Regions from separate parts of the Homo sapiens genome. Here region 2 is linked to region 1. The links are chromatin loops, found by intact Hi-C in ENCODE. Cell type or tissue: PC-9. All regions are shown on one strand. Links, peaks and the distances in the headings refer to the core of each region. The heading gives the core; the rest is flanking DNA. Region 1 overlaps TYRO3 (TYRO3 protein tyrosine kinase). Region 2 overlaps MAPKBP1 (mitogen-activated protein kinase binding protein 1).

Region 1 (10,196 bases), core at 940-8,939:
CAGTGGCTCATGCCTATAATCCCAGCACTTTGGGAGGCTGAGGCCGGAGGATCACCTGACGTCAGGGGTTCAAGACCAGCCTGGCCAACATGGTAAAACCCTGCCTCTACAAAAATACAAAAATTAGCCGGGCCTGATGGTGGATGCCTGTAATCCCAGCTACTCGGGAAGCTGAGGCGGGAGAATCTCTTGAACCCAGGAAGCAGAGGTTGCAGTGAGCCGAGATTGCGCCACTGCACTCCAGTCTGGGCAACTGAGTGACAGAGTGAGACTCCATCTCAAAAACAAACAAACAAAAAACAAGGTATTTATGACCTGTATCTCGTGCTGACCTCCTATCTCATCCTGTGATTAAGAATGCCTTAACTTACTGGGAATGCAGCCCAGCAGGTCTTACCTTTTTTTTTTTTTTTTTTTTTTTTTTTTAAGACAGAGTCTCCCTCTGTCACCCAGGCTGGAGTTCAGTGGCATGATTTCAGCTCACTACAACCTCCACCTTCCAGGTTCAAGAGATTCTCCTGCCTCAGCTTCCCGACTAGCTGGGACTACAGGCGTTCACCACCATGCCTGGCTAATTTTTGTATTTTTAGTAGAGACGGGGTTTCACCATATTGGCCAGGCTGGTCTTGAACTCTTGACCTCAGGTGATCCGCCCGCCTCGGCCTCCCAAAGTGCTGGGAGACCGAGACACAAGAATCGCTTGAACCAGGGAGGTGGAGGTTGCAGTGAGCCGACAGCCACTGCACTCTAGCCTGGGCGACAGAGCGAGACTCTGTCTCAAAAAAAAAGAAAAGAAAAGAAAAGAAATTTTAAATAGTTTAAGGATCACATGTATTGTTTTCATCCACGTTATATGTTGTTATATACATTTCATTTTAATAAAGGGTTATTTCTGTCAACCTTAAAAAATATATTGAGGGAAAGTTTGTTTGTTGAATGGTAATGATTACCAAACATTCTGTGGTTTTTGGCTTTAGGGATTCCCTCGGACTCTTCATCTTCGTTTTGCCCCGTAGGCATTTGCTGACTTTGTTGGCATGTGGCATCCCACAGCTCCCAGCCCCACCACTAGGGCCTTTTCCACTTCGGCCACGTGGCCCCACCCACCTAGCTCTCATCTCCCTTCCAGGGCGCTTACTGTCTGTAGAGCGTCTTAGCTTTCTTCTCTGTTTTTCCTTAGTTTTCTTGACAAACAGGCAACGCTTTCGTCGTTTCCAAGAGCGTGAGCCCCTAGGGCGTAAAAACGGGAGGCTCACGGTTCTTTGCTATTACTCTGGGCCAAGTCAATACTTGTGGAATTAACTTTTACCACCAGAGGAGGCAAACTCAAAGACAGCTTTAACGAAAGAAGCGCGGGCATTCCGCGACGATGGAGTGTTCTCGGGCACCCTTGGGAGGATGGATCCCGTAGACCCGGAGCTGCCGGGCTCCCGCTCCGTGCGCGTCTGTCCCCGTCCCTGCAGGGGCCCCGCGCCCACGGGCCGCCACCGCCTGCGCCCGCCGCGCTCCTCCCCGCGGCCTGCAGGGCGCCGGCTCTGTCCGCAGCTGGGGCCCTTCTGCGCCGCGGACAAAGGCGCTGGTGTCCCGCCGGCCAGGCCAAGCCTTTCCCTGCCCGCCGCCGAGCGGCCTCGGCCAAGCCCCGGCGGGGCAAACCGGCTCGTGACCGCGCGTGTGACGCCCGCGTGTGGCCCCGCTCTCGAGTGGGCCGCAGAGGTGAGGATTCGTCCCGCGGGCCCAGCCCGCCTAGCGCGAGCCTCTCTGGCCGGAGCCCGTGGGTAGAAATGCCTGGGGCACAGCTGCGTATCCCACCAGGTGCTTCTGGGCTCGCTCGAGCTAAGTCCAGGCACAGCCTTCTGATTTGGGGCTTGTGGGGTTTTAGAGGACCAAATGTAAAATTATTTTCTGCCTTTTAATGATCCAGAGGCTTCCCCAACCTGTCTGTGGCTTAGGGAGGGCCCAAAAGGCTTCTCTCCTTTGCTCTTGCTCTACCCTGGGGAAAAACTGAGGAATTTGGAGAAAAGGGGAGGAGTGTTCTCTAAGATTTACTGAACTTTGGCCAATTGTCAGGAACTCTTCTAGGCCCTTAGATACTTTTAGTTAATTCTAAAAAGGTCTCGTGAAGTAAATATTACCAGTGTTTTCCCCTGTGCGCCCTAGGCACGCACTCAATACTCTCACCAACCACCAAATCGCCAGTTATAAATTTTACTAGACCCCTCCTTTCCCTTACCCCCACACCCAATTAATGAATATTCATTGAGTGCCTACGAAGTGCGAAAGCGCTGAGGATACCATAATAAAAAAGACAGGTCCCTGTGTGCACACAACTTATATGGAGAGGAAAGGGAAGGGGGAGAGATAATTTTTTTTTCTTTTTTTTTTTATGGAGTCTCGCTCTGCAGGCCAGGCTGGAGTGCAGCGGCTCAGTCTCAGCTCACCGCAAGCTTCCCCTCCCGGGTTCACGCAATTCTCCTGTCTCAGCCTCCCCAGTAGCTGGGATTACAGGCGCCTGCCACCACGCCCGGCTAATTTTTTGTATTTTTAGTAGAGACGGGGTTTCACTGTGTTAGCCGGGATGGTCTCAATCTCCTGACCTCGTGATCCGCCCGCCTCGGCCTCCCAAAGTGCTGGGATTACAGGCGTGAGCCACCGCGCCAGGCCTTTTTTTTTTTTTTTTTTTTGTGAGACAGAGTCTTGCTCTGTCACCCAGGCTGGAGTGCAGTGGCACAATCTCAGCTCCCTGCAACCTCCGCCTCCCAGGTTCAAGCGATTCTCCTGTCTCAGCCTCCAGAGTAGCTGGGATTACAGGCGCATGACACCATGTCCGACTAATTTTGTATTTTTAGTTGAGATGGGGTTTCACCATGTTGGTCAGGCTGGTTTTGAACTCCTGACCTCAAGTGATCCACCCACCTCGGCCTCTCGAGATAATTATAATTACAAAACAGGAAGGAGAACCCTGAAGACAAATTCCACAGGTGTTGGGGGCAGCGGCTTCATAACCAAAGGAGTGCTGACCTGGTCTTCGTCAGGAAGGTTTGCACAGCTGTTGCAATACTCTGGGTGAGAGAGGAGGCCTCAGGATGCTGATAGCTGGGGAGGGACCCATGCAAAAGCAATAGGAGAGTGGAGTTAACAGGACTTAGAGACAGAAAAGTCTATCCAGACTACTCCCCGCTATCCTCTGGTCCTCAAAACCTCTCAGCTACCCCTACCTTCCCACTCTGGGGCAGTGGAAAGATGGAGGAATTACGTAGATCCCTGGGTTTTCATCCCAATTGTGCCCCTCACCCCTTGCTTTGTGACACCATGAACAAATCATTCTTCTCTAAAGCCTTGGGAGACCTGTATTCCTTTCATGCCATGCCTTGACATAGTGTTCCTCAGACCTTGGGAGAACGTTGCAAAAAAAATGTACCACGAACATATAGGAAAACATTATACATTTATAGTAATTCAATTAGTGTAGCAGTGACACTGGCACATGTAATTGGGATGAACAGTCTAGCAACCAAAATAGATATGGGAGTTTAGATAGATCAATGAGGCTATATAGAGAAATGGAGACAGATTATTCAAGAAATTCTGGCTGGGTGTGGTGGCTCACACCTGTAATCTCCGCACTTTGAGAGGCCAAGGTGGGCAGATCGCTTCAGCCCAGAGTTCAAGACCAGCCTGGGCAACAAAGCAAGACTCCATCTCTACAACACTTAAAAACTGGGCCGGGCGCGGTGGCTGAAGCCTGTAATCCCAGCACTTTGGGAGGCTGAGGCGGGCAGATCACGAGGTCAGGAGATCGAGACCATCCTGGCTAACATGGTGAAACCCTGTCTCTACTAAAAATACAAAAAATTAGCATGTTGTGGTGGCACGTGCCTGTAGTCCCAGCTAATTGGGAGTGTGAGGCAGGAGGAGACTCGCTTGAACTGAGAGGCGGAGGTTGCAGTGAGCCGAGATCACACCACTGCACTCCAGCCTGGGCGACAGAGCAAGGCTCTGTATTAAAAAAAAAAAAAAACACTTAAAAATTTGCCAGGTGCAGTGGCGTGTGCCTGTGGTCCCAGCTATTCAGGACGCTGAGGTGGGAGAATCAGTTTACTATCACTTTACTCCAGCCCAGGCAGAAACAGAGCAAGACCCTGTATCAAAAAAAAGAAAAAAAAAAGAAATGTGCATAAAATATAGATTGTTCAATAAATGGTGGTATTGGGACAATAAAAAGTATCTGGGAAAAATAACTTTGAATCTCTGTATCACTTCTTATTCAACAATAAATTTGAGATAAATCAACATGAAATACTGAAAAATAAACTATATTATTATTATTTTCTTTTTTGAGATGGAGTCTCACTCTTGTCCAGGCTGGAGTGCCATGGCACAATCTCGTCTCACAGCAACTTCCACCTCCCAGGTTCAAGCAATTCTCCTACCTCAGCCTCCCAAGTAGCTGGGATTACAGGCACCCACCAGCACGCCCAGCTAATTTTTTTTTTTTCCGAGATGGAGTCTCACTCTCTCACCCAAGCTGGAATGTAGTGGCTCACTGCAACCTCCCCCTCCCAGGTTCAAGTGATTCTCCTGCCTCAGCCTCCCGAGTAGCTAGGATTACACGTGCCTGCCACCATACCTGGCTAATTTTGTGTATTTTTAGTAAAGACAGGGTTTAGTAAAGACAGGGTTTCACCCTGTTAGCCAGGCTGGTCTCAAACTCCTGACCTTGTGATCCGCCCGCCTCGGCCTCCCAAAGCGCTGGGATTACGGGTGTGAGCCACCATGCCCGGCCATTCTTGCCTCTTTGAGACTCACTTTTCAAAACTGCTGTTGTTAGATGATCCTTATAAACATGTTGCTGAGGGAAAGAAGCCAAACGCAAAGTAATCAAATCTACATGACTCCATTTATATACTTTTAAAAGGAGCTTCACTGATCCATGGTGTTAAGAGGTCAGGATAGAGGTTACCTATGGGGAGTAGGGAGGAGGCAGAGATTGAGGCAGGTCCCAAGGGTTGCTTCTGGGTTGCTGTTAATGCTGTTTCTTAATCTGGATGCTGGTTCTTTGGATCTGTTTGTGAAAATCCTTTTTGATCCAGAGTCTCTCTCTTTTTTTTTTTGAGACAGAAAATCCCAAAGCGCTGGGATTATAGGCGTGAGCCACCATGCCTGGCCTCTTTTTTTTTTTTTTTTTTTTGAGATGGAGTCTCGCTCTGTCACCCAGGCTGGAGTGCACTGGTGCCATCTCAGTTCACTGCAACCTCCGCCTCCAGGGTTCAAGTGATTCTCCTGCCTTAGCCTCCCAAGTAGCTGGGATTACAGGTGCCTGCCACCACTCCTGGCTAGTTTTTGTATTTTTTAGTAGAGATGGGGTTTCACCATGTTGGCCAGGCTGGTCTTGAACCCCTGACCTCAGGTGATCCACCCGCCTCAGCCTCACAAAGTGCTGGGATTACAGGCATCAGCCACCGCCCCCAACCGATAGTGAAGGTCTTTTCAATCAATAATTCCCAGATGTTATCTCACAGGTAATCACTACCTGCAGTGAAAGCTAATCACAGCAGGAAAGATTCTGAAAGCTACTTGCCTGGAAGTTTTTCAGGTTTCATGATCTACATGGGAACCAGAATTTGGAGTACCAGCAACAGGTTTTTCAGGATATTTGCTTTCAGAAGCAGCCACCCTATTCCCCTGCCCTCAGCCAGAAGCAGCACAATACCTGTGGGCCCTCCCAGTCTCCCCACACTCCTCACTAGCACATGTGTGGTTCCTGCGCCTCCTGCTGCATCTCCCATGAACTTGCTCTAAAAGCTTTTTTGTTGTTTTGTTTTGTTTCTGAGACAGTCTTAATCTGTCACCCAGGCCGAAGTTTAGTGGCAAGATCTCAGCTTACTGCAACCTCCTCCTCCCAGGTTTAAGTGATTCTCATGCCTCAGTCACCCAGTAGCTGAGATGACAAACCTGCGCCACCAAGCCTGGCTAAACTTTTTTGAATTTTTAGTTGAGATGGGGTTTCATGTTGCCCAGGCTGGTCTCGAACTCCCGGCCTGAAGTGATCCACCCGCCTCAGCCTCCCAAAGTGCTGGGATTACAAGCTGGGTATGGTGTCTCACCCCTGTTATCACAGCACTTTGGGAGGCTAAGGCAGGCAGATCACTTGAAATCAGGAGTTCGAGACCAGCCTGGCCAACATGGCGAAACCCTGTCTCTACAAAAAAATACAAAAAATAGCCGGACACAGTGGCTCGTGCCTGTAGTCCCAACTACTCGGGAAGCCAAGACAAGAGACTTGATTAAACCTGGGAGACAGAGGTTACAGTGAGCCGAGATCACACCACTGCACTCTAGCCTGGGCGACAGAGAGAGACTCGAGACTCCGTCTCAAAAAAAAAAAAAAATACACGCCACTGTGCCCAGCTGAATATTTGCATTTTCAAAAGATCAATGGTGATTATCTCTAGGTGGTGGGAGTATAGGTAACTGGCACCTTTTATTATTTTTTGCATTTTTATTTTTATTTTATTTTTGAGATGGAGTCTCGCCTGTCACCTAGGCTGCCGGGATCTCGACTCACTGCAACCTCCGCCTCCTGAGTTCAAGCAATTCTCCTGCCTCAGTGTCCTGAGTAGCTGGGATTACAGACACGCGCCACCATGCCCAGCTAATTTTTGTATTTTTAGTAAAGACGGGGTGTCACCATGTTGGTCAGACTAGTCTTGAACTTCTGACCTCGTGATCCACACACCCAGGTCTCCCAAAGTGCTGGGATTACAGGCGTGAGCCACTGCGCCCAGCCGATTTTTTGCATTTTTCTAACTGCCCACGGTGACTCTGTATTATCTTCAGTATAATAAGATTCATTGGGATCCTGTATCTAATTACAAAAGCATTTTGTGCTCAATGCAGAAAACTTGGAAAGCACAAAGAAGAACGTCCCCTTAACCCCATCATTTAAAGGTAACAGCTGTTGCCAGGTGCGGTGGCTCACGCCTGTAATCCCAACACTTTGGGAGGCTGAGGCAGGCGGATCACGAGGTCAGGAGATTGAGATCATCCTGGCTAATACGGTGAAACCCTATCTCTACTAAAAATACAAAAAATTAGCCGGGCGTGGTGGCAGGCACCTGTAGTCCCAGCTACTCGGGAGGCTGAGGCAGGAGAATGGCGTGAACCTGGGAGGCAGAGCTTGCAGTGAGCTCAGATCGCGCAATTGCACTCCAGCCTGGGCGACAGAGTGAGACTCGGTCTCAAAAAAAAAAAAAAAAAGATAACAGCTGTTAACATTTTGGCATATGTCTTTCCAGACTTTTCTCTCTATAAAAATCTTTCATCTTTGTGATCTCAAAAAAAGTAAACATTTAAGAGACAAAGCTGGGGCCAGGTGTGGTGGCTCAGGACTGTAATCCCAGCACTTTGGGAGGCCAAGGCAGGCAGATCACTTGAGGTCATGAGTTCAAGACCACCCTGGCCAACATGGCGAAACCACATCTCTACTAAAAATACAAAAATTACCTGGGCATGGTAGTGAGCCCCTGTAATCCCAGCTACTCTGGTGACTGAGGCACAAGAATCGCTTGAACCCAGGAGGCAGAGGTTGCAGTGAACCAAGATCACACCATGCACTCCAGCCTGGGCAACACAGTGAGACTGTCTCAAAAAAAAAGAAAAAAAAAAAGAGACAAAACCTTAGGTCTTTAGTCTTCAATTTTATTTCTATTTTAAACAGCAACTAACAGCTTGGAAATGTCCCTAACAGCTAGGACCCGCCCCATGCATTCCAGAGGCTCCCCCACCAAGGCTGGGGTCCAGGTTCCAGGAATTCCCCCTCATCAGGCCTGATTTCTCTCTGGAGACTTGGGACAGAAGAGGCTGTCCAGTTAGAGGGGAAGTTGGCACTAAAGGTCACCGTTTAGAAGGGTTGGGCTCAGACACAGCTGCCTTTGTTAGTCTTAGGATATTTTGAGATTTGGTAGCGTGCTCAGATTGTGGGTATGGAGAAGGGTTCCTGAACTCCTCTCCGGCCTCACTTGCTCCTGGGCAAGCCTCACAGCACCCCTTCCTCTTGCTGGCTCGGCACGCTGCCTTTGGAAGAGGGGCACCTGATAGGCTGGGTACTCCAGCATGCCTTTGTGTGACCCGGTCAGCTGCAGGGAAGCATGCTCCCCTCAACTTCTCCTGGCGTAGGCAGGGTGCGGAATCAGAAAGATGGTGAAGATTCAGACCTGAGATACCAACCCCTTACCAACCCTCACCTAAAAGGGAATATTACAAGGACATCTCTTTGTGACTTGGAGGGGCACACCTGGATATTTAAACCCCAAGTGTGGTAATAGCTGGGCCACCAGGCTGGAGGCAGCTCAATGCATGCACTTAAGCAGCAGGGGCAGCTCAGCAGGAGGGTAGGGCCCACAGAGCTGGACCTGCCCTCCCCACACTGCCATCCACACCCATGGTAACCATGGAAACATAACCACCCCACTCCTGCCAGCTGCCTGGGTTCAGACAACCAGGACTGGCCCACTTCCATCAAGCCAAGGCCTAAACTGATGCCAGGCTGGCCACAGAGTGGTTGCAGGAAGAACTGGGATTGGGTGATTTGGTCAGTCCGGGCTTCCCAGCACAGCTTGGGAGGACTACCACAGGAGCCTCCACACCTTGCTGTCTGGGCTGGGGTCAGACGGGGCTTAGTCAGCCAGCTCAGTGGCCACCAGAGCCGGCCAAATGGCCCCGATGCCCTCTGCCTGTGGGCTAACAGCTACTGTGTGGCAGTAGCCCTTGCTGCAGCAGCAAAAGCCTCTGTGTCTCATTGAGGGGACTCTCTGGCTGGTGCTCTGCCTGCCCTGGCTGCTCAGCCAGCCCTCCGGGGGTGAGTATGTACCGACAGTCACTGGGAGTGCCACCCACTGCCCCCATGCCACTGCCATCCCCAGCCCCACTGTAGGGCTGATCCCTGCCAGGTAGCTCCAGGCTGCCTCCCGCAGTGGGCTCCTCAGCTCTCTCGATGTTGATGTATAAGGGGTCCTGGCTGGCAGATAGCACAGACAGCTGGCCCAAGATGTTCTCCAGTTCCATTCGCAGACAAGTAAAGCTCGGGCGCTGCTTGGGGTCAGCACTCCAGCACTGGTACATGAGATCATACCTGGGGTGGAGAGAAGCGTGAGAAAAGGCAGGAGCCCTTCCCTCAAAAGCAGGGGCCCCTTCATCATATGGCACTAGGGTTTTAAAAAATTTTATTCCCTGGTGGGGCACAGCGGCTCGCATCTGTAATCTCAACACTTTGGGAGGCCGAAGGGGGGTATTATTTGAGCCCAGGAGTTCGAGACCAGCCTGGGCAATATGGCAAAACCCTGTCTCTATAATAATACAAAAATTAGCCAGGCTTGGTAGACACGCCTGTAGTCCCAGCTACTCGGAAGGCTGAGGTGGGATCACCTTGGGAGGCCAAGGCAGGCAGATCACCTGAGGTCAGGAGTTCGAGACCAGCCTGACCAACATGGAGAAACCCCATCTCTACTAAAAATACAAAAAAAAATTAGCCCAGCATGGTGGCACATTCCTGTAATCCCAGCTACTTGGGAGGCTGAGGCAGGAGAATCGCTTGAACCCAGGAGGTGGAGGTTGCGGTGAGCCGAGATTGCACAATTGAACTCCAGCCTGGGCAACAAGAGTGAAATTCCATCTCAAAATAAATAAACAAACAAATAAATTAATTAAATTAAATAAATAAAAAATATATTTGTAGAGACAGGGTCTTGCTATGTTGCTCAGGCTGGTCTCAAACTCCTGGCCTCTAGTGATCCTCCCACCACAGCTTCCTGAGTAGCTGGGATTACAGGCACATCCTAGCTTATTATTTCTCACAACAACCCTATGAAAGCAATGATCAAATAGAAATCATTTCCACATTTACAAATGTGGAAACATGCACAAAGAGGTTAAGAACCGTGACTAAAGTCACACACGTGGAAAGTGACAGAGCTGTGATTTGAAGCGAGGGGGTTGACTCCGAAGTCCCTCCTGTGCTGAGTGGGCAGTACCTACTCAGTAATTCCTCACCGTGCAGCCGGACACAGTGGTATGCACCTGTAGTCCCAGCTACTCAGGAGGCTGAGGCTAAAAGATCCTTTGACCCCAGGAGTTCGAGACTAGTCTGGACAACATAGCGAGACCATGTCTCTATTAAAAAAAAAAATTAATAAGCAAGG
Region 2 (10,196 bases), core at 1-8,000, 230 kb before region 1:
AACATTCAAACTCAGTCCCCAGGATCTATCCCAGGGAAGTCACTGGAGAAACAGGGAGGCAGCAGGAATCTAAGATTATACTTGGGGATCCCTATTTTCTGTCCTCAAAATGGTATCCCAGCCAACCTGGCCAGTCTCCAGCCAGCCAGCCAGCCCACATACCTCCACACTCCAGACGCAGGAAGAATGATACAGAGCCGAGTACACCTTGCCCACTTTCTTGGGGTCCCTCACATCCCAAACATAAATGCTATGATCGTTGTACACACAAGACAGCCACTGATTAGTAGGATCAAAGGTCAAGGCAATGGTGTCTGGATACCTGGCATTCGCCACTCCAGAGAAGAGGCGACTGTAGGGAGAGGACAGGGCACACTGGTCAGACTGAAGGGAATGAAAAGAGAAGCCAATCCACAATGGAAGGAGCAGTGTGTGAGGAGCCCTCCCTGGACCTGCAGGTTTGGAAGTAGTTGCTTGAGAGAAGAAAGGAGCCCCTACTAGCCATCAGCAGGAACCTGACCCAGCACTAGCTGCTGGGCCATGGTGTTCGGATGAACACAGCTTCACAGAACACCAACGTTAGACAAGGTACTTCTATGGCTGTGATGGGGCAAAACAAAAACAAGACTACTCTGTGCACAGATAAAAACAAGATCACCATACAAACCACAACGAACCATGACAATGACCAAACACCGCCTTTCCCATCTACATGACTGCTGGCGGCTTCTTGACCAAATACAGCTTTAGCCCCATACCTTTCCTTCACCTCTTAGATAAATTAACAAGATGTTCCACTGTAGAATTGCCCCTAGTTCCGGACAGCATCCAACCAGAATACTTCAATCCCTTGAACGATTCCTAAAATCACCCAACGCAAACCCAAATCCCATATGTCCCTCCTAACACCCACTTACTGAGACTCTCCACAGTTCTCCATGGGGTGGGGTCTCCTTGGTTGCAACAAGTACCAATAAACCCAAATTCTTCTGTCTAAAGAGGTGTTCCCAATAATCTTTGGGGCATCAATACACTCTTCACCTGCTCCCTGAGGCACTGACAAGAAAGACTGGGCAGGGGTAAGGCTACAAATGGAGGAAGGGGGGCCCACATAGCTCACCTGGCCTCGGTGACGCTAGCAATGTCTGTCCCCAGAGCATGGGGTCGGGGCAAGGTGCTAAGGAAGTGCAGGTTAGAGGGGTTGAAAAGGCGCACGGTGCCATCAGCACAGCCACAGAAGATGTAGTCTTGGCTCACAGAGATGCAGTGGGCCACTGTGGTCTGTGGGCAGAGTGGCTCAGCTCAGCAAGGCCACCTGCCCACTCAGTCTTCTCTCCTCCCCACCCATCAACAGCCACCTGCCAAGAGGAGGGACCGGCCAAGGCAGGGGCAAGGGAAAAGCCGCCCAGCTGCCCTGTTCTGAGCCCCTCAGCCCTGTCCAGCCAGGGATTAGGAACCGAGGATTCTTCTAGGCACCAGAGGATCCAGTAGGAAAAGCCCAGTGAAGAGAAAGAAATAGCATGAGAAAGAGAGGAAGGTGCAGGCACCACTTACTGTGAAGCTGTCTATGTTCTGAGCGGAAGAGGAAAGCAGGGGAAAGAGACAGAAAGAGCAGAGAGGAGGCAGTTATACAGATCACCAAGGGCTGGAAATGGGCCAAGCTCTAGCTCCCCCAAGCTTCGTTCTCCTGGGATCTCCCGTATGCACAAGGGACCAGCCCCTAGTCTGAAGCCCTGGGCACTAGTTCTCCCCTGAGCTGAGACATGAGCAGACCCTACCCCTGGGGACGGAGGTACTTACCCTCAGCTCCACCCACTTGTCCAAAAGCCTTCGATCACTGAACTCGCACAGCAGCCCTGAGGACGTGATGCAGAAGGTACTGTCCGCCTTTTTTCCTCTGCCACAGGCCACATCAGTGAATAGGTTGTTCCGTAGCTCTCCCAGCAGCCCTGAGCGGCCCAGCAAGGGCACAGTGGCATTCACCTGTGGAGGCACACCACTGTTACACCCCCATCCACCCCAGAGCCTGCCCCTGGAAACTGGGCCCTAGGAGAGTACAGGGGACGCCTCCAGCACCTCCTTGCTCTTTGGGCCTACTCCTCAGCCCAGACAGCATCTGGCTCATCCAAAACTTCTGCATGACTGCTGGGAATGCAGAGAGAGGCCCAAGTGGGGCAGAGTCTCCTGGGTTGGGCTGGGCAGGCCCTGCCAGGGGCCTTGGTGGCTACTCCCAGCTTCAGCACCTCACCTTTGAGGTCTTGCTGTCATCGAGATACCAGAATTTGATGTGTCGGTTGCCTGCAGTGACAAAGTAGCTGCAATCCTCAGAGAAGGACACTGCTGTCACCCGACTGGACACCTTGTTGGAGGCCACCACAATGTTTTTCTGGAGGGGATGCCAAAGGAAGAATCAAGGCTCTGTCTCTTGGAGCTAAGAAGACAGTGACTCAGAGAATGGAGGAGAATTAGAATTTGTACTTGACAAAGTGTTTCTTTCCAGAATTTACTGGCCAGAAAAAGAGGGGTAGGGAAATAATCCCTTTCTAGAGGAGCTGAAAAGATTCGTTTCCTGCAGAAGTCTTTGAAGGCATAAAGCTAGCCCCTTCAACCAACATGCTTGGCCACACAGTTGCTCTTTTCTGCTTCAAATAACTTTCTAGAATGAGAATGGTTCAGTGGGGTGGAATGGAGCAGTGCAGGTCAGCAGTCTCTTGCCTCCCCAGCTGACACTTGACCCCTGTGAGGCTGCCAGGCCACCCCACCCAGCCACTCACCTTCCAGGCCCACACGTTGACGATCATGTCATGCTGGTAGCCCACAGAGACAATGTACTTGGCGCTAGGAGAGAAGGCCACACAAGCCACACCATACTTGTGCTCCTGCAGCTCGGCCACCTGGCTGTGCTCTGCCACGTCCCAAACCCGCACGGCAGGCATGTGCCCACTCTGCAGGGAGGCAAGAACTGGAAGTGAGTTCTTGACTTCTCCACAGGCATACAGCCCCACTTCGTCTTCCAGAGCGGGGCCCTCGCCTCCTCAGCTACTAGATACCATCACTTCCCCAGCCAAAAGTCAGGGCAGGGTATAGAGGAAATATGATAAAGATCTGAGGGCAACAGTGATTACCAGGAAGAAAGTGGCCCCGGATTTTAGTCAGCATCTCTGGGTGGCCGTCTGTACTTCAGGTTGTTCAAAGCTCCCTGAATGGTTCTGATGGGCAGCCGGCATTGAGAGCCACTACCACTCAGGTCTATTTCTGCCCCTAGTAAGACTACGCCGCCAGGACAGAAGCGTTCCTCCTGAGCCCAGCAGGGGGCCCCCGGGGGTAAGGAATAGTTAAGGCAGTGGTTTCCAAAGCACGCTTCCTTCACCAGCAGGATCAGCACTCTCTGGGAACTTGTTACAAATGCACATTTCAGACTCCCATCCCAGACCTACAGAATCAGAAACTCTGAGGACCAGGCTAGTGATGTGTGCTTTCACAAGCCCTCCAAGTGATTCTGATGTACACTAAAGCTTGAGAACCACTATTTTAAGGTATAGCGAAAACCAGGATTTGGTGTCTGTTTCAGAAGCCAAAGTGACAGCAGGCCTAGGACCGCAGCTCTCTGCGGAGGCCAGGACACCTGCCCTCTTTACAGTACTGCCAGCCCTCTTCCTCACTCACCTCTCCAGTGACCAAGTACTTGCCATCAGGGGAGAAGGCAAGGGCAGTGATGGTTTTCCTGCAAGAGATGGGGCAGGCTCAGAGGGGCACTGGCAGCCTGGCCTAAGCCTAGCCCCCTCCCAGCCTCTCAAAAGGTGAGACCAGCAGACACCAATGGCACATGTGGCACTTCCCCATCTGGCTTTAGGACCCAACCAGGTCCCAGCCCCCAGAGCCATAGAGACTCTAGACAGTGCCCTTCTCATAGCTCCCAGAAGGAAGAGGTATCCTGAGGACCCCAGCCCATTTACCTGGAACTGTTGAGGATGTGGTGCTGTTTGTGTTTCCGGGGATTGAACAACACAACCACACACCTGAGGAGATGAGCAGACAACAGGCTCAGCAGCAAACCACAGCTCCCCCAGGAGCCCTCCAGGCCACCCAGGACTTCCAGTCACCCGGCAGAGGGAGCTGGGTAGAAAGAGCTCAGAAGGGCTCCACTGTTTTTTTCCTTTTCTTTTTTTTTTTTTTTTTTTTTTGAGACAGGATCTTACTCTGTCATCCCAGCCAGAGTGCAGTGGTGCAAACATGGCTCAGTGCAGCCTCAACTTGCAGGTTCAAGCAATCCTCCCACCTTAGCCTCCCTAGTAGCTGGAACCACAGGCATGTGCCACCATGCAAGCTAATCTTTGTATTTTTTTTTTTTTTTTTTTGTAGACACGGGATCTTGCCACGTTGCCCAGGCTGGTCCCAAACTCTTGAACTCAAGTGATCTGCCTCCCAAAGTGCTGGGATTACAGGCATAAGCCACCGTGCCCAGCCTCCACTGCTTTCTCCTGGCAACCTGTTCTTGCTCCTTTTCCCCACCCAAGAGGAACTATCTCTGTAGCCCCATGAGGGTGAAAGGGTTCCCTGGAAGCCTGTCCCCCCAGCCAGGCCCCTAAATACCAGCTCTATCTCTGGCCATACCCACAAAGGGCAGCAGGGACACAGGCCATCCCGCAGCCCTTGTGCATACCCCAGGAAGGGGTGTAGGAGGGAAGAAGAAATGTGATTTGGGCAAAGCAGGCCTCGGGTGCACAGCCCGTTCACAGGCTTGGGGCCACACGTGTATCAAGCATGTGTGCCTTAAGATGTAAGGCCTCTCACGTGTGCACCCACGTGTGTACCTGGCAAGAGCTGGCCCCCCACACCATGTGTTGAATAAGGAAGGAAGTGGGAGGCGAGGCAGGGGCCACACAGCAGAGAGGCTCAGTAAGATGGGGTGGGGGATAGAGATAGCCTGAGAAGGCCTGGGAAAGCCTTACAGTGCCACAGAGGTCCCAAGCCCCACCCTGAGAATCTCTGGCCCCAAGAAACCTGAGAAGAACCCCCCGACTGCCAGAAGCAGAATCAGGGACTCTGCCTGCCTCACAGAGAAGGTGGGGGCAACCTCTCCCGTCAGGCAGCAAGGCTGCTGGATGGAATCAGGTCCTGCCTTTCCAGAGGCAGCTCCGGAGATGGAAGCTGGGTAGTAGGAATCGGGGGCAAGAAGCCAAAGGCCAATAGCCAGGCAGCTTCTCTTTAGGCTTCCTGGCTGTCAGCAGGCCCTGGCCCGTTGCCCCTTCTGCCTCAACTCTTCATTAGCACTGGAAATAGCAGACAAGAGCAAGCCTGGAGACTGCGAATAGGAAAGGCAGGGAGGAGAGAAAGAGGAGACAGCTACTTCCCCCAGACCTAATTTTCCCTAGTGGGACCCCACTGCAGCCCCCATATCTGAACGCCACTACTGGCTGGAAACTTGAAGGGAGGTAGGTGCAAGTTGCTAGTGAGGGCTAAGCATCTTGGGCTCAATAAACCACTTTGATATGCAAATTTGGGGACACTGGGACCTCCGATGTGACTAGATATGCCCAGAACTGCCAGGCTGACCAACAGCTGTGGAATTCCTGAGTCACATCATTTTCTCCTCTAACCCCTCAACTCTTCCTGTTTTTTTTTCCTCCTTCTTTCTCCATTTCCTACTCTTTCCTTGTTCCTGTTTCCTTTCTCTGTTTTTTTGAGACAAGGTCTCACTATGTTGCCCAAGCTGGTCTTGAACTCCTGGGCTCAAGTAATCCTCCTGCCTCATCCTCCCAAGTAGCTGGGATTACAGGCTCATGCCACCCTGGCTCAGCCCTTCCTTCATTTTTTTTTTTTTTTTTGAGGCAGGGTCTCGCTCTGTCACCCAGGCTGGACTGCAGTGGCACCATGGCACCATCACAGCTCCCTGCAGCCTCGACCTCCTGGGCTCAAGCAATCCTCCCACCTCAGCCTCCCAAGTAGCTGGGATTACAGGCACATGCCACCATACCCAGTTAATTTTTGTATTTTTTGTAGAGATGGGGTTTTGCCATGTTGCCCAGGCTGGTCTTGAACTCCTTTCTCTTTTTATACCACTTTCTAGTCTCCTGCTTCCCCTTCTAGAATGTCACAGTCAGGAGGGTTTTAAAAAGTATGACAGGCCGGGCACAGTGGCTTATGCCTATAATCCCAGCACTTCGGGAGGCTGAGACAGGCAGATCACCTGAGGTCAGGAGTTCGAGATCAGGCTGGCCAACATGGTAAAACCCCATCTCTACTAAAAATACAAAAATAAGCCAGGTGTGGTGGTGGGTACCTGTAATCCCAGCTACTTGGGAGGCTGAGGCAGGAGAATTGCTTGAACCCAGGAGGTGAAGGTTGCAATGAGTTGAGATCATGCCATTGCAGTCCAGCCTGGGCGACAAGAACTAGACTCTGTCTCAAAAAAAAAAAAAGTACGACAAAAGCAAGATGGCTCTGGAAACTCTGCACCCCATCGCTCTTGAGCAGGCAAACGAAAATTATAACAGAGCCGGGAGTGGTGGCTCACGCCTGTAATCCCAGCACTTTGGGAGGCTGAGGCTGGCAGATCACGAGGTCAGGAGATCGAGACCATCCTGGCCAACATGGTGAAACCCCATCTCTACTAAAAATACAAAAATTAGCCAGGCGTGGTGGCGGGCACCTGTAGTCCCAGCTACTGGGGAGGCTGAGGCAGGAGAATGGCGTGAACCCAGGAGGCGGAGCTTGCAGCAAGCCAAAATCACGCCATGGCACTCCAGCCTGGGTGACAGAGCGAGACTAGGTCTACAAAAAAAAAAAAAAAAAAGAAAGAAAGAAAGAAAATTATAAGAGTTCAAAGTGCACAGATTTAGATTTTTTTTTCTTTTTTTTTTGAGATGGAGTCTCACTCTATCACCCAGGCTGGAGTGCAGTGGCGTGATCTCGGCTCACTGCAACCTCCACCTCCCGCGTTCAAGCAATTCTTCTGTCTCAGCCTCCCCAGTAGCTGGGATTACAGGCACCCATCACCAAGCCTGGCTAATTTTTTTATATTTTTAGTAGAGATGTGATTTCACTATATTGGTCGGCTGGTCTCAAACTCCTGACCTCAGGTGATCCACCCACCTTGGCCTCCCAAAGTGTTGGGATTACAGGCGTGAGCCACTGTGCCCAGCCAAATTTAGATATTTAGGTTTTAATACTTTATGCAGTATATGAAAAGTAATAGCCCCAGGCCTGCCACTATCATGAATTCAGAGCCCAGAAAGTTCTCAGTGGTTAAACAACGTTTTCTGAACCTTCCTGCAATCTGTGCTGACCTGAGGCCCTCTACAGACTCCTCTCTCCAGCAAAGGCTCTAGTCTGAATGGGGACAGGTTCCCTAGCCTTCTGATTAGTTACACAGGAACCACAGTAAAGGGCTTCAGCTGAGAGTTGATCTAATTGAATTGACTCGATGCATAATCCAGCCAACCATATTCCAAATCCAGAAAAACTGGGATCTATTTGCAAGTTTATGAGTTTTCCCTTAATTCTCATCCCAAAGCAGCATTTCAGCCTTTAAAGGGTAGTGCATCAGACTGCTTAAAACACTTTCCAAGTCACTGCATACAAACTCAGTCTTCCTGGGACACAATATCCTCTGTTTCCTCCTTCTCCTATGTTCAGCTCCATGGTGGAAGAAGGGTGAATGATGCATGTGTGTGTGTGTAGGAACACTACGTAGATAGAAGGATGACTGGCTAGAGGCAATGAGGCAATTTCTCCCTCCTCTAACATCCCCTTGCCCCCAGTATAGCCTAAGAAATTCTCAGGTGTGCCATGGAAGAGCTAAGCAAGAAAAGGAAACACACAGAGGTCATCCCTTAAGCAACTATTTTTATTTCTAATTATTGATATTTGGAAGCCATCCAACAAGAGAAAGACAGCATGCAACCACGGTCGCAGCTACACATGCAGGGACGATAACGCAGATGCTGAAGTGAGAGCAGCATAGCCAGGGCTCCTTGTGTGCTTGACTTGAGGCCCTCCTGACCTGTTCTCAAAAGCACCAAGGAGCCCTCTCAGCCTTCTTGGTGAACTCTGAGCAAGCTCCTAGGTCAGCTGGGGAGAGGAGTGCGGGGCACAGTTTGTATCAATCTTTCTCTCCACATCCCCTGACCCTGCCCAGCAGGGTGAGCCCTTGCTCAGTGCTGGCTGGGATCCACCACATGCCAAGGGCTGGGTTGGACCAATCAGCTGAGTCCTGCAACTCAGCACCTGAGGGTGCAGGGCGGCTGCTCACTCTCACAGAAGGACGTAAGGCCTCAGCCTGGGGGAGTCACGCTGTGGAGTACCAGTGCCAGGTGCTGGGCCCACTGCCCAGGAAGGGCCAAGCCTTCAACATCCCCCTTCCCTACACAGGTCCAGGCCTGCTGCTACCACAAAGAGCCCAGGATTCCCATAGGATCCACCTCCTACCACTCTCCATCCCCCAGATGGGATGAGCTATGCATGGGGCAGCACAGACACAGGGAGCAGGACACACAAGGTCAACCAGGGACCCTGGGCCTTTGAATTGTTTTCTTTCAGACCAGGTAAAATCTGAGAATGACTCACAGAAGCATGCCAAAGGGGCTTCTGGCCTCGCTCAAATGTCGCCCTCCAGCCCTATTTATCATTACAACCCTACCTCCGTCACTGCTACCGCTTCTACTGTTTCCAAAGCACACATCAATTTGTAATCACGCTTATAACTTACACTGGGGGTGGGGATCCATCTTCACACACCAGACTGCCAGTTCTGTGAGGATGGTATTTTTGGTCTGTTTTACTTACTGTTAATTTCCCAGGGCCTAGACGATAGGCCCTCAGTAATTATTTGTAAACAAGTGAATATGTCTTCAAGTCACTAGGGGCAAGATCTCAAAGCCCTGGCTGCCAAGGAACCTCCTGGGTAGCAGAGTGTGAATGAGGGCCCTGGGGAGAGGTCCATGGTTCTCCTGTACCTCAGGCATTTAGGACTCCTTGATGCTCAAGGGCAGTGTAGAGGTGGAAAGAGCAGAACACTGAGGTCACAGGCCTGTCTGCTAACACACTGCATGATCCTGGGCACCAAGTCCCAACCTTTTCTTCTCTCAGGCCCACCTGGTCTCTCTACTGTCCCTGGCGAATACCCTACAGCAAGTAAGAAGGTAGCTCTGTGTTCCTTCAGCTCAGGTGTCACGAGAACACAGTTCAGGAGGAGAATTCTGTCACACCCAGTGCAATGCTTCAAAGCTGAGGATCTCAGAATCAATTTTAACATGGGCTGAGGAAATGGAGGGCCTCCTCAGGAGAGCAGGGGTTCCCTCTTCTCCTCCCCACTTAAATCAACCAAGAGGTCTCTTCTTAGCTGCCAGATACACCCCGTCACCTTGCTGGGACACTTCCCATCCCAGCGGGAGAGGAGCAGCTGTGCGCAGGGCACTCACCCAGGCCATTCTGGCATAGGAGCCAGGAGAAACCCATTCTCAGGACTGGGCACAGGGGCACAGGGGCACAGGGGCTGTGCTGGGCTTGAAGGCCCATCAACCTTCCACCAGCTGGCTGAGGAAAAGGCCCAACTCAATTAAGGGTGTTCAACTCAATTAAGTCTCTCAAAGGGGCTGTCTGGCATCCTCTAGTAGGGGGGCTTCCCGTGGGGAAACAACGGCCAAGGGATGTAGGAGCCACTAGGACAGGCTCCATGCTCAGCCTGGAGCTCCTACCCACCTCTGCCTGACACACTGCCCACCCTCCTTTCCTGTGCTGTTCCATTTCCTTTCAGAAAACTTTGTTTTGGTTTGATATTCGCCTCCGGGCCTCAGAGAATTTTCTGAGTTTTGTTTCTCTCCTTGTTTCTAGGATACCTGAGCTGGCTCCCAAAGCAACAGGCACAGGAGGAACAAGAGCGTGGGGGCTGGGGGCAGTGTAAGGATGATCAGATAAGAAAAGCAGGGAGACAAGGAGGGAGGTGAAGAACCTGCTTGTGCTCACACAGAATCTGGTGGCCCCCAACATCACAGCAGCACATCAGGGAGTTCTAGAACACAGCAAAACTCAAACACCCAGAAAAGAAGCCATTTGCACAGACAACTTCAAGTTCTAAGAAATCAAAAGGTCAGGGAACAGATTAGGGGCACTGCCCAGGGATGGCCTAAGCCAAGCATACACGCTTAGGAAACCTACTAGAGGTTCCATCAGGAAAGCCTGTACACCATCTGGAA

What was found. A loop is a pair of places that touch in the nucleus more often than their neighbours do. Peaks named below come from ENCODE experiments on the same cell type or tissue, not always from the same donor. Only the 100,000 strongest peaks of a DNase experiment are listed, where the experiment ranks them.
Region 2: a loop joins it to region 1, with 13 times the contacts of the local background. A loop is called at or near these places in 5 of 110 quality-filtered maps.

Annotation. Positions count from the first base shown.
Region 1 is chr15:41,576,820-41,587,015 of GRCh38, reverse strand. It overlaps TYRO3 (TYRO3 protein tyrosine kinase), which reads right to left. Exons shown (of 19, transcript NM_006293.4): 19 at 3,427-9,130. The coding sequence ends at 8,740. Among named protein-coding and RNA genes, the nearest start is that of TYRO3, 23 kb to the right of the region's middle. RefSeq lists a silencer at 1,438-1,547. In PC-9, for the core only: a CTCF peak has its summit at 5,757; DNase peaks (open chromatin) are centred at 1,075, 2,995 and 5,675; H3K4me3 peaks cover 494 bases; H3K27ac peaks cover 676 bases.
Region 2 is chr15:41,804,706-41,814,901 of GRCh38, reverse strand. MAPKBP1 (mitogen-activated protein kinase binding protein 1) reads right to left here. Exons shown (of 31, transcript NM_014994.3): 4 at 3,957-4,019; 5 at 3,667-3,724; 6 at 2,775-2,945; 7 at 2,249-2,386; 8 at 1,801-1,983; 9 at 1,121-1,281; 10 at 163-352. Among named protein-coding and RNA genes, the nearest start is that of JMJD7, 18 kb to the left of the region's middle. In PC-9, for the core only: a CTCF peak has its summit at 3,293 (motif pointing right); a DNase peak (open chromatin) is centred at 3,341.